Regions from separate parts of the Mus musculus genome. Here region 1 is linked to region 2. The links are chromatin loops, found by intact Hi-C in ENCODE. Cell type or tissue: heart. All regions are shown on one strand. Each heading gives the region's core, and the rest is flanking DNA. Links, peaks and the distances in the headings are about the cores only. Region 1 holds the start of Tvp23b (trans-golgi network vesicle protein 23B). Region 2 holds the start of Trim16 (tripartite motif-containing 16).

Region 1 (5,371 bases), core at 243-5,242, 59 kb after region 2:
CTCAGGAGAGTCGGCTGCTTCCTTGCTGTCCAGGGTCTGTGGACCCCGTGCAGGCAAGAAGGTGCAGGCCTAATGGAGGCATCTGTGAGAATAGACTGGAATATCTGTGGGTTGCTTCTTTGGAGCTGTCCTGGATGTAGATTTTGAGTAAACGCCTGAACTTGGCAAGATGCTGAAACACATATACATATTAGAAGCAGAAAATAAAGTTAAGTAGGTTTGGGGAAAAAAACTTTTTCTTAGTCATACATTTGAAACCCTTAGGTCTTTGTGGTTGGGGTGAGAGGAGTCCCCAAACTAGGGAACAAGGGGGGAATCCCACTCTCTGGAATAGGTAACAGGTAGGAACTTAAGTTATTGATTAGCAAGTATACTGCCAAATACTGCTTTCATCCAGGATGTCTGATGGTCTGCCCTTTTCAGCAACAAGACCTCAGTGTGCCTTTAAGTGTGCCTCAGACTGGCTTCAAATTTCATGTATTTATGGCCCCTCCTCTCCACAGAATACTGACGTGCTTCTGTTTTGTCTTTGAATGAGCAGATGATATGGAAACTCCTGTAGGCGAAGTCAGTCATCCCTTGCAAAAGCTCTGGAAAGTCCCTATGACACCTGACCGATTCCTTCTGACTATCAGTGCCTTGCAACAAGCCCACAATTCTGAAGAGTTTGCCTATCCCCATAGGCCCAGACCTCAAGTCATTGATGCTTGGGGGCCTTCCATTCCATATCCGAGGAAAGTCCTATCACTCAAAGGAAAATCAGTTCAACACGCAGTTGATCAGCTGCGATCCAGCAATCTTCCTACAGGTGTGAGACAAACCAACATTCCCCTTGAAATCCAGAAACTTCAGCCCAACTTGAAAAAGTCCTTGCACAGTCCCAGAGTCCAGGCCACTGTACCCCAGCCCAGTCTTATCCGTCCCAAGGTCTCTGACAGCTTAAGGGGTGACGAGCACTTGACCAGTTCAATTGATGGGACAATGCGCCGTGCAGGCCCCCTGACCAGCATGCAGGTCATTAAACCAAACCGAATGCTCGCTCCTCGAGGCGGCACAGCCACCCTGTCTCCCAAGAAAGAACGGCCTCGTTTCTACACAACCCTTGATCCTCTGAGAATGAACACTGGGTTCATGCTGATGACTGTGAAGGAGGAAAAAGAATTTGCTGAAGCCAAGATGAAGGAATATGAAGCCAGTGTATCCACTAAAGAGGTCGACCCAGGAAAAGCCAGCAAAGCTGCGTGGATCCGTAAGATCAAAGGCCTCCCTATTGATAATTTCATGAAGGAAGGGAAAACAGCAGCCCCCGAACTTGGACAAAATGTGTTTATCTAAACCAGGCTTGAGAAATTACAGCAGCATTACAACAAACTGAAAACTAAGTGAGTGTTGGTTGTCCAGACCTTTCTTTTTTGACATTGCTTTGGCAATTCATATGAAGCTTTCTATGGCTCAAAGAATGAGTAGGGTTATATTAAGACACCAGGAGACAGGGAGAGAGTGCCAGCATTCCACTTAGTGAGGTGTAGGCAAGGTCACTGAGCAGTTAGACTCCATTCATCACTACCAACTTAGGGCTATCGTTGCTTCCAGAAACTTTTGAACAGTAGCCATCAGGATACTATATAAAAATCTCCTGGTATTTTTGCAAAGACTAAAACTCAGTTTTGGTAAAGGATATGGGGAGATCAAAAGGCAGACTTGTATTTAGAACACTGCATGTGATCTAACGGGTCAGAACACACTCCATCAGAAGAAAAGGAAAAAAAATGAAGAAAATACGCTTCATTTTCTACAAAGGAGGCTTTACTCTCAAGTATATTGAGACTCCTATTTAAATACTCAGGGGGTGCTGTCAGGGGCAAGGTAGGTAATTTTGTAAAGAGTAGTTTACAGGCTCACTGGTGGATATGCTCACAGAAGGGCTCAGGATCTGGACAAAGAGTACAGTCCCTACATAGAGGCTCAACACCCCAGGCAGACTTTCCCCGTCATTAAGTTCCAGTTCTTGAGGGTGAGGGGAGATAGGGGCAAGGCAGGAGGACAGAGCATCTAGTCAGTTGGTACTAGGAGGCAACACCCTGTTTCAAAAGCAAGCAAAGAACCCCCCCCCCAACACACACACACCAGTCCTCCAAAAAGGAAGACAAAAATCCTAACAAGTGGGAAATTCACTTTCTTGTCAAATGCTCTATATCTTAAAATATGGTAGTGAATTCAAATTGCATTCATATAAAAAGTGAGAACCAAAAAAATTTTTTTTCCACACAACCTCACAACACAGGGTGGGCCACCAAAATCTTTGTCCAAGCAGGTTAGGACATAGGTCATTTGTCCAGCTTCACACGAAGATGCGCAATTACCTTGCCTGCTTTCTCTTTTTTGGGAACTAGGTCCATGTTTCTTCATTATTGTAACACTGGGTTTGACATAGTCCTGGCAAAGAACCAGATAAAACCCCGGGTTCTGTGAAGAGTCCCTTCAGTTAAGAAAAGGTGAGAGGGACATTGCATGAGCCTCCAACAGTCTGACATAGTTGAGCAAACAGAATATCTCTATCATTACAGTTGCAAAGATGGCTTTAAACTCTCTGAATTTGTCTCGAAAAACCAAAAAAAAAAAAAAAAAAAATCTCTGAATTTTAGGTCTAGGCATGATCATGCCATCAGCAGGTGACTTAAAACAGTAATAAAAGCAAATTTGTGCCACTTTACTAAATGCTCTGTAAAGCCATCACCGTCCTTCCCACTTTACAGCCGAGGAAGGATGTACATAGAGATTGGTTATATAATTGGTACATGGAGGGCAGAGGCGCGATACTGGCCTCTCTTCTTGTTCTGAGGTTATGCCCCTTACAGCAGTACCCTCACTGCTTACGCTAGTCTTCTTGTCTCTTTCTTACTCGGTTTTTTTTTTTTTAATTTCTTTCCAAGGACACATTTATTTCTCAATTTTCTTTAACATTTAAATCGCTTAAGAAAGACTATACTAAAATACAATACATTTACAAGGTTAAATTATAAAGCTCCGCCTCTCTCAGGGCGTCCCTGCTGGTGGTAATGACTCACAGTTTGTACTTCTTTGGTAGCAAAAAACATTTTCCATTCATAACCCAAGAAACTTCGCTTTAGAACCCATTAAGTTAGCCAGTTTATTCCCAAGCGTTTTGCTTTTCCTTAGAAGTGCAGCCCTTGCCCCTGCTCACGCTTGCCCCGCCCACCTCCACCTCAGCCCCTACAGAGTCTCTGCGTCAAGGCCCCGCCCACACACCCCGCCTCCTACCGCCCGCGTCCGTCGCGTGGACCAGCTCTTTCCGCCCCGCCCACTATGGAGCCCCGCCCCAAGGTATGGACCCGCCTATCGCCTTCCGGTCTCTGGAGTTGCGCCCTCCCACCAAGTGGCTTCCTGGTGCGCTTGTGACGTCGGCTGTAGAGCTGGATCGCGTGGCAGCTTTGCTGTCGTGGCTCTCGGAAGTGGGGGGCGGGTTGGCGCAGGGTCGTCATGTTGTCGCAGGTGAGGGATGGCGGCCGAGCGCCGGTAGCCGGTGCTTGAGTTGGGGCTGGGGGTCTTGCCCAGTCGCCCGAGGCTGTTGGGTCCGTGTGCCCGCCCACTGCCTGAGCTGTAGGAACTGCAGGTGGGTGGGTAGGAGGGCCAGCCCCGGGCAAATTGTCGCTAGAGGGTTTGTGGACTGTGAGGGATAGGGTGCACCGGCGACCCCGGAGGCACAGAGGCCTCCTGTCAGCGGGTGTGGAGCACACTCGCTGCAGGATCTCTGGGTGTGAGGTCGGGGGTAACCCGTCTTCCCATAGCCTGCCCGGATGAGGGGAATGGCCTGTAGGGCCCTGATACACAAGTTCAGGGCGATCCTGTAGGGAGAGATTGCCAGAGCCTTGGGTTCCAGTGTTACTACGCTGTACACAGATAATCACGATGGTTATCGCCTTTGTACCCGTAGAGGTCGATGTAGCCAATTGTCCTTCGGCCAGAGATTAGTACATGTAATATATTTTCTTCCTTTAAAATTTTACTGTGAAGCTGGGCGTGGTGGCGCACGCCTTTAATCCCAGCACTCGGGAGGCAGAGGCAGGTGGATTTCTGAGTTCGAGACCAGCCTGATCTACAGAGTGAGTTCCAGGACAGCCAGGGCTATACAGAGATATACAGGCTATACAGAGAACCCTGTCTCGAAAAACCAAAAAAACAAAACAAAAAAACAAAAAAAATTTTTTTTTTACTGTGAACTCCCATGTAGATTGTGTCACACGGGTTTCATTGTCAGGTTGGGATGTTCAAGGAGATGGGATCTGCAAAGGGCAGGATGGCTGGGGGTGGGGGTTGGGATGGGGAGAGGTTAGGTTGGGGAACAACATATTTTCAGATCATAATAATAAAGACATAGTGACATACCAAGTGTCTCAGGATGGGCCAACTAGAATCTGTGATAAGAAAAGTCTACTTTGTGGAAATGTGGAGTAGAAAAAATTCATTGATGGTTTCAGCTCAGCTCTGAAGGTGCATTTAGATCCGCTTCTTCCTACTCCTAGGTCTGTGACCATAAGTCCTTCCACCTGTTGGGCATTTGACATTTTTTATAGTCATTACCTTCCTTCCCCCAGGCAACCTGTGCATTAAAATTTCTCTGCAGACTTAAACATCTGTTCCCTTGTGGTTTTTGTGTTTTTTGGTTGTTTTTTTTTTTTGTTGTTGTTGTTTTTTGTCTGATAATTTTCTTTCTTATTACCTAGAAGCAGCCCCTCCCCCTGGTATTTTCATACCAACCCCCTCCCTGCATCTTTGCTAATCACCCACAGGTTCTTCTGTGGATCCTGTGTACTCCACTGTTGGGTTACAGCTGGTTTACCTTTGTTCACTGGGAAGCATTCATGAGTTGCACTGTTGGTAGCCTTCCATTGTTCCCTCCCCTTCCCCGCCCCTCACAAAATCTTGTTGGTGTTAGCTCAAAGCCATGCTTTAATTTCTTCTTTTTTTTTCACCCTTCTCCAACTGATTATAACTGTCTTGACTCAGTCTTTCAAGTGCTGGCATTACAGGCAGAAGGGGCCACAAGTGTACTCTATAATCTTAAAAAAGTAAAAACTCTCCATATAACATCTTGGATGTCTCTCCATTCATTGTCCTTAAAACCCGTGTGCATACTTGGAATTCGGTCTCATCCATTCTAGTTGGAAGTTCTCCATTCCCTGCCGCTCTGTATCCGTTGTTCTTGCCTTTTTCCATTACTTACACCCCAACCTGTTCTTAGGAGTTCACAGAAGGGTGTTAGAAACCCAGCAGTCTTTTAGGAGTCATCTTAGCAGTAGCATTCTTCAGGCGTTGGGATCCTCCTGGGAGCACTTTATCCCTCTTCCAG
Region 2 (5,371 bases), core at 321-5,320:
TAAGAGAGTCCACGACTTTATTTCTTCAAACTTCTGGTTTTGAGGTATTGAAGGGCATCTAAGGCTTGGACAGTTGCGTTCCAGACCCTGGTAGTGGGGTCAGAGCTTGGGCCTAGCAGATACCTCCCAAAGACCCTGCTTAATGATAAAGAGGATTCAGACATTTTGATGGCTCCTGTGATGGGTCTATAGAGAGACCAGTGTCTTCCACTCTATGTCCGTATCAGATAACACAAGCAAAGCATTGTCCTAACCCCAAGGTTGCTCAGGCACAATCTCTAGGAACCAACTCAGAACTCTGTTTGCTAGCCTTGGCTTAGGTCAGTATCTCAGTTATGAAGTTTAGAGAAAACAGATGCTATAACAGGTGAAGGTAGGACCCAGAATCAGGTTTCCTACAGTGTCATGACTGGGTGTTGTCTGTTAACTCTGGGCATTGGTGGAGGGACGGTCATGCCCATGTACTATGTTAAAGTGTTAGTCATAGAAGGGGGGTGGGGACAGGAAATAATTCCTTAATGAAAGATGAAAGGGTAGGAATAAAACTGTGAGAGAAAGAATGAGAGACAAGTGGGAACCAAATGGAGACAGCAGACTCCCTTCTTTCTCTTCCACCTTTGAGGCTGTAGAATGGGTCAGGCAGGGCAATCACTTCTCTTCCTCATTCTGAGAGAGGTCAGAGACAGAGAGGCATGTTGGAAAACCAGTTCATCTTCTGGTAAGTCTTGGTCATTCGTGGAAATATCTGTTAGTATTGAAGAAGTGTCTAAGAATGAACTGGGGATGGTTGGGCAGGCTTTTTTTTTTCTCTTGTCTGGAGATATAAAAACCATGAAATGAATAAGGTTCTGGGAATTGACTTTTGGAAAGCTTCAGAGGGTGGGACATTTAGGGACAAGGACACTTGGGGAACTTGGCTAAACACTCTAGGAAATCATGCCATGGGTGTTCCATAGTGTCTTTAAATAATGCAGGGCTGCATCTGGGATGAGTTTGCAGCCTTTTGTATACTATGATTCTGAGAAGCCTGTGGATTTCTTGGATTTTTGACAAGTTCTGCCAAGAAATATCCCCGGGTCTGTCTAGTTTACCCCAAGGAAACAGAGATGCATGGTGGTGCCATATTAGACTAATCTCAGTCCTAAAGTCCAGAGGTACGCCACGTCTGGAAGAGCTCTTTCCCCCCAGGAACCACTTGCTTCTCATCCCATCCTCTAGCCATGAGCTTCATCCCCCTCCTCACCCTCCAAATTCACACACTGAGGTCATAACCCCCCATTACCTCAGAGCATGACTGCTTTTGGAGGTAGGTCTTTGAACAGGTCATTAAGAAAAAAAATGAGGTAGGATGGTCCCCTAGTTCAGCCTCACTGATGTCTAAAGGAAGCAATCAGGACACAGACAAGCACAGGGAAGACGGCATGAAGGACGGGAGGGCAAGCCAAGGAGTGCGGTCTCAGAAGAAGGCCACGGCATCTCCACGCGTGGGAGCTCACCCTTGCAGAGGTGTCGGGAAATTAACTCCTGTCATCAAAGTCAGTCAGTCTGTGGCACTTTGTAAGGACAGCCTGAGAAAATGAGGGCACCTCATTTAGGAACAGTTTTATTAGCTGGATGTGGGGCTAGTTTAGCAACTGTCTCTTCGTGGAGATCACAGAGTAAGATACGGGGCCTAGAAAGGCTGGAGAGAGCTGTATGTGGAAGGGGACAGTGCCTTCCCTCTTCTACCCGATGGCCCCTTCCTGTGCCCATTCTCAGCCAGCTCCTGGAATGCCCTAGAAGCGGACACTGGAGGGTCAGGGTTATAAACATCCATCAATTTCTGTGGTTTCAGAACCAGGATGCTTGCACAGGGTGGCAAACACAGAGACCATGCGTTTCGCAAAAGAGAAAAATCATATTTGAAGGCAGCTGAGCTGAGCATGGAAGGGGAGAAGCACAGTTAGATCCACTTCCTGGAGGGTGGGGTCTGGTGAGGATTTATGAGATAGGGAAGGGTGGCTGAGAGGACCATAATCGGTCCTCATGGCTCTTCGTGGGATGCATGTTCAGGACAGGTCAGTGTTAGAATGTTCTGAGGGCAGAAGTTTTGGTCTTCTGATGCCAAAAGGTCACCCACTAGTTACCTGCTCAGGTCCAGATGAGTCAATTTCAACAAAAGGCCATCAAGTTTCGGAGAAGCAAGCCAGACAACTGTTATCATCAAAGCCCACATGTTAGAGGTTTATGGCAGAGAGTGGAAGGCCAGGGCCCTGTCCACTGGGTGGCTTCTCACATGAGTGAGTTTTAAAAGTCAACCAGAAGTGGAGCTAGGAGGACGGTTCAGTGGGTAAAGTGCTTGCTAGGTGTGCATGGCCACCTGCAGCCATGCAATGGTGCTTATCTGTAACCCCAGCACTGGGGCAAGAGTCTAGAATATCCCTCTGACTTGCTGGCCTGCTGCGCTAGGTGACCTAGCGTGTTCCAGGTTCACTGTGAGGTCCTCTCTCATGAAATGAGGTGGAGAGCAATTAAGAAAGACACTAGATGTCAAACTCTGTCACACACACACACACACACACACACACACACACACGACTAAAATAAAACAAAAGTCTGATAAAAGCAAGTTATTAAAAGCAGATAAAGCTAGATTGACTATGTCTGTCTGTCTGTCTGTATGTCAGGTTTTGTGGTGGTGGTGGTAGGACCAAGCTGGTGGCTCATTTAGGATTAGCAGCTGCCCTATTATCAAAGTCCTTACATTTTGGACCCCTTTAAAAATATATGGAGTAGAGAGAAGGGGAGGGGGAGGGGAGAGAGAGGGAGGGATGGAGGAAGGAGAGAGAGAGAGAGAGAGAGATCCACCGCAAAATATGGCTTGTGGGACCGCTCAAAGCCGCAGAGGCTTACAATAGAGCTCAGGAATCTTGCCCTTTTTTCCAGTCCCACAGGCACACGTGGTCTCCGGAAGAGCCTATGGGGTGTGCGTGAATGAGTCCCGTAAGAATAGAAGTTTCAGGGCTGGGCTAGGAATGAGAATGAGAAGCCTGAGCCAAGGAACAGACACAGGAGCCAAGTGGCAAGGCAGTTCTGAGCCTTGTCACTGTGGCTGGCTACTAGCCAATCTGGAGGAGCCTCGTCCTGTCTGAGTAACTGAGCTTCCTCGGGAGGGAGGAAACAGTTAATGTCTCAGGGCAGCTGCAATCTGCTAGGCGTGGCTCTCTGGTTTGACTTGGGCTACTCAGATCCTGAGCCAAGGGACCGCGAGGAAGGACGCCTTAGTCCTTAGTCCGCAGAGCCTCCACCAGATGGCTGAATTGGATCTGATTGCCCCGGGGCCTCTGACCGGGGTCACTGCTCACCCTTTGGCCCCTCTCGGCCCAGACCCTGTGTCAGCTATCCCAGCAGAAAAAGAAGATGCGGACCCTCTCAGCAAGTCAGGTGAGGAAACCCAGGAGCAGGGTCATGACCCCGCAGAGGTCGGGGCTCCTGGTGAAGAGGATCAGATCTTGTGTGACTTCTGTCTTGGGGCCAGCAGAGTAAGGGCAGTGAAATCCTGTCTGACCTGCATGGTGAACTACTGTGAGGAGCACCTGCGGCCACACCAGGAGAACAGCAAACTGCACAGCCACCAGCTAACCGAACCCGCAAAGGACCAGGATCTACGCACCTGCCCTGCCCACCACAGCCCTTTGGTTTCCTTCTGCCACACGCACCAGCAGTGTATCTGCCAGGAATGCGGGGAGGGTGAACACAGAGGCGACAGTACTGTCTCCCTGGATGCAGCCCGCAGGAACAAAGAGGTGAGTAGTGGGGTCTGTCGCCTGGGAGGGACCAGTGGGAGGAGGTGTCCCCAGGGAGAGGTCACACATGCTGCATTTGTGGCTCTGTTGATGCCAGTTTGTTCCGAGTCAACAGAGGAGAACTTTAGCGGTAGTGCCTGGGTGTTGGTTCGCTGTAAGTATCTATAGCCGCTGGCTTTGGAAACAAAAGTGGGTCACTGTCCCCATCTCAGTGTCCCTGTTGCTGTGCGGTCTCTATTGTCTCTGCCAGGCATAGGAATTTCCTGCTGTTTCTAGTTAGAGTTTAGTAATGTGCATTTGGGTGTGTGCTGTAGAAGGTTAGCCTCAGGAGTGTGGTATTTCCCTCTGGCAGGATCTGTGAGGCATATATCAACCCATGAAAACCTTGGCAGAAGTCCAAGGGAAAAGAAGAAACCTCAGACTTCATTTCTCCTTTTCTTCCTTCCTCTCTTTCTTAACTTCTTTCTTTCTTTCTTTCTTTCTTTCTTTCTTTCTTTCTTTCTTTCTTTCTTTCTTTCTTTCTTTCTTCCTTCCTTCCTTCCTTCCTTCCTTCCTTCCTTCCTTCCTTTCTTTTTTTTTGAATCGCAAAACCACAAAAGAAGCTAACACAAAATGCTGCATTCAAGTAAAACAAAACAAAACAAAACAAAAACTGCCAAGATAACAGAATTTGAAACGCACACGGAAGTTAATGCCAAGGGCGACTTAACTTACTGGAGAATAAAGGTTCCTTACGGGATAGGCTGGCAGGAGCACCTGAGAAACACTGTGCTCGAAGTCTGAAATTTTACTTTTATCAGATAAAAAAGTCATTTCTGAAGCACTGCTTGCCTTTATCTGGAAGCCAAGATCCTGGATGAGACATTGGGGGTGGACCCCCGCAGCTTTCCCACTTTGAGTTTCTCCCACTTTGAGTTTCCCCAGTAGGAAGTAAGGTTGACTCCGCCCACACACAGGTCCTGGTTCACGCTCAAGGCAGTTCCCTCTTTGCACTGTTGGTTGGCACACCCAGAGCCTTTCTGTGGCATGTGTTCCTGGGCAGTAAAGGAAAGTGGTATCTGGGCAAGGAACTTTCCTAACCAGGGTATTTCTTTTGTTCCTGTACCAGAGGTAGACTCTCTCTAGTCCTGGATGGGTGTAGTTCTGCAGAGTTCGACACTCCAGATGCTAATGAGTCACCATTTCCGGCCCAGGAAGCCACTTGTCAACTGTTTCCAGTGTTTCTAGTATCAAGGGATGTCCTATACGGAAAGTATGGCAATCAACAAATACATCAAAGGAAAGGGACCCACCCAACTTGAAAATATTTTTTGGTGTGGATTTTCCCATCTGATATTTCAGTAATTATTAGGTGAGGGCTCTGAAGGTCTCTGTTGTACTTGTTCAAAGTTACGCAGTTGATGAGCGAGGCATGGAAGCTTCTGGAACACCATCTTATTAGAGAAAAATGAAGGAAGACCCTCAAATTGCAACATTGTAACTTTAATATTTATTCATTTGTTTTGTATGTGGGTGTGTGTGCATGAGGATGCATGTATGTGAACATGTGTGTTGAGGCAGAGGTTAACCTCAGGCAGGGAGTCTCC

The links. Hi-C counts contacts between places; a loop is a spot of excess contacts. Peaks named below come from ENCODE experiments on the same cell type or tissue, not always from the same donor. Only the 100,000 strongest peaks of a DNase experiment are listed, where the experiment ranks them.
Region 1: a loop joins it to region 2, with 4 times the contacts of the local background. A loop is called at or near these places in 8 of 42 quality-filtered maps.

Annotation. Positions count from the first base shown.
Region 1 is chr11:62,876,083-62,881,453 of GRCm38, forward strand. Fbxw10 (F-box and WD-40 domain protein 10) reads left to right here. Exons shown (of 13, transcript NM_001033669.2): 13 at 542-1,380. The coding sequence ends at 1,335. Tvp23b (trans-golgi network vesicle protein 23B) reads left to right here and starts at 3,373. Exons shown (of 7, transcript NM_026210.5): 1 at 3,373-3,513. The coding sequence starts at 3,502. In heart, for the core only: no CTCF peak of the experiment used is centred there; a DNase peak (open chromatin) is centred at 3,349; H3K4me3 peaks cover 1,792 bases; H3K27ac peaks cover 1,234 bases.
Region 2 is chr11:62,817,215-62,822,585 of GRCm38, forward strand. Trim16 (tripartite motif-containing 16) reads left to right here and starts at 3,039. Exons shown (of 6, transcript NM_053169.2): 1 at 3,039-3,785. The coding sequence starts at 3,291. In heart, for the core only: a CTCF peak has its summit at 3,288 (motif pointing right); DNase peaks (open chromatin) are centred at 3,127, 3,707 and 4,957; H3K4me3 peaks cover 1,963 bases; H3K27ac peaks cover 1,742 bases; H3K27me3 peaks cover 381 bases.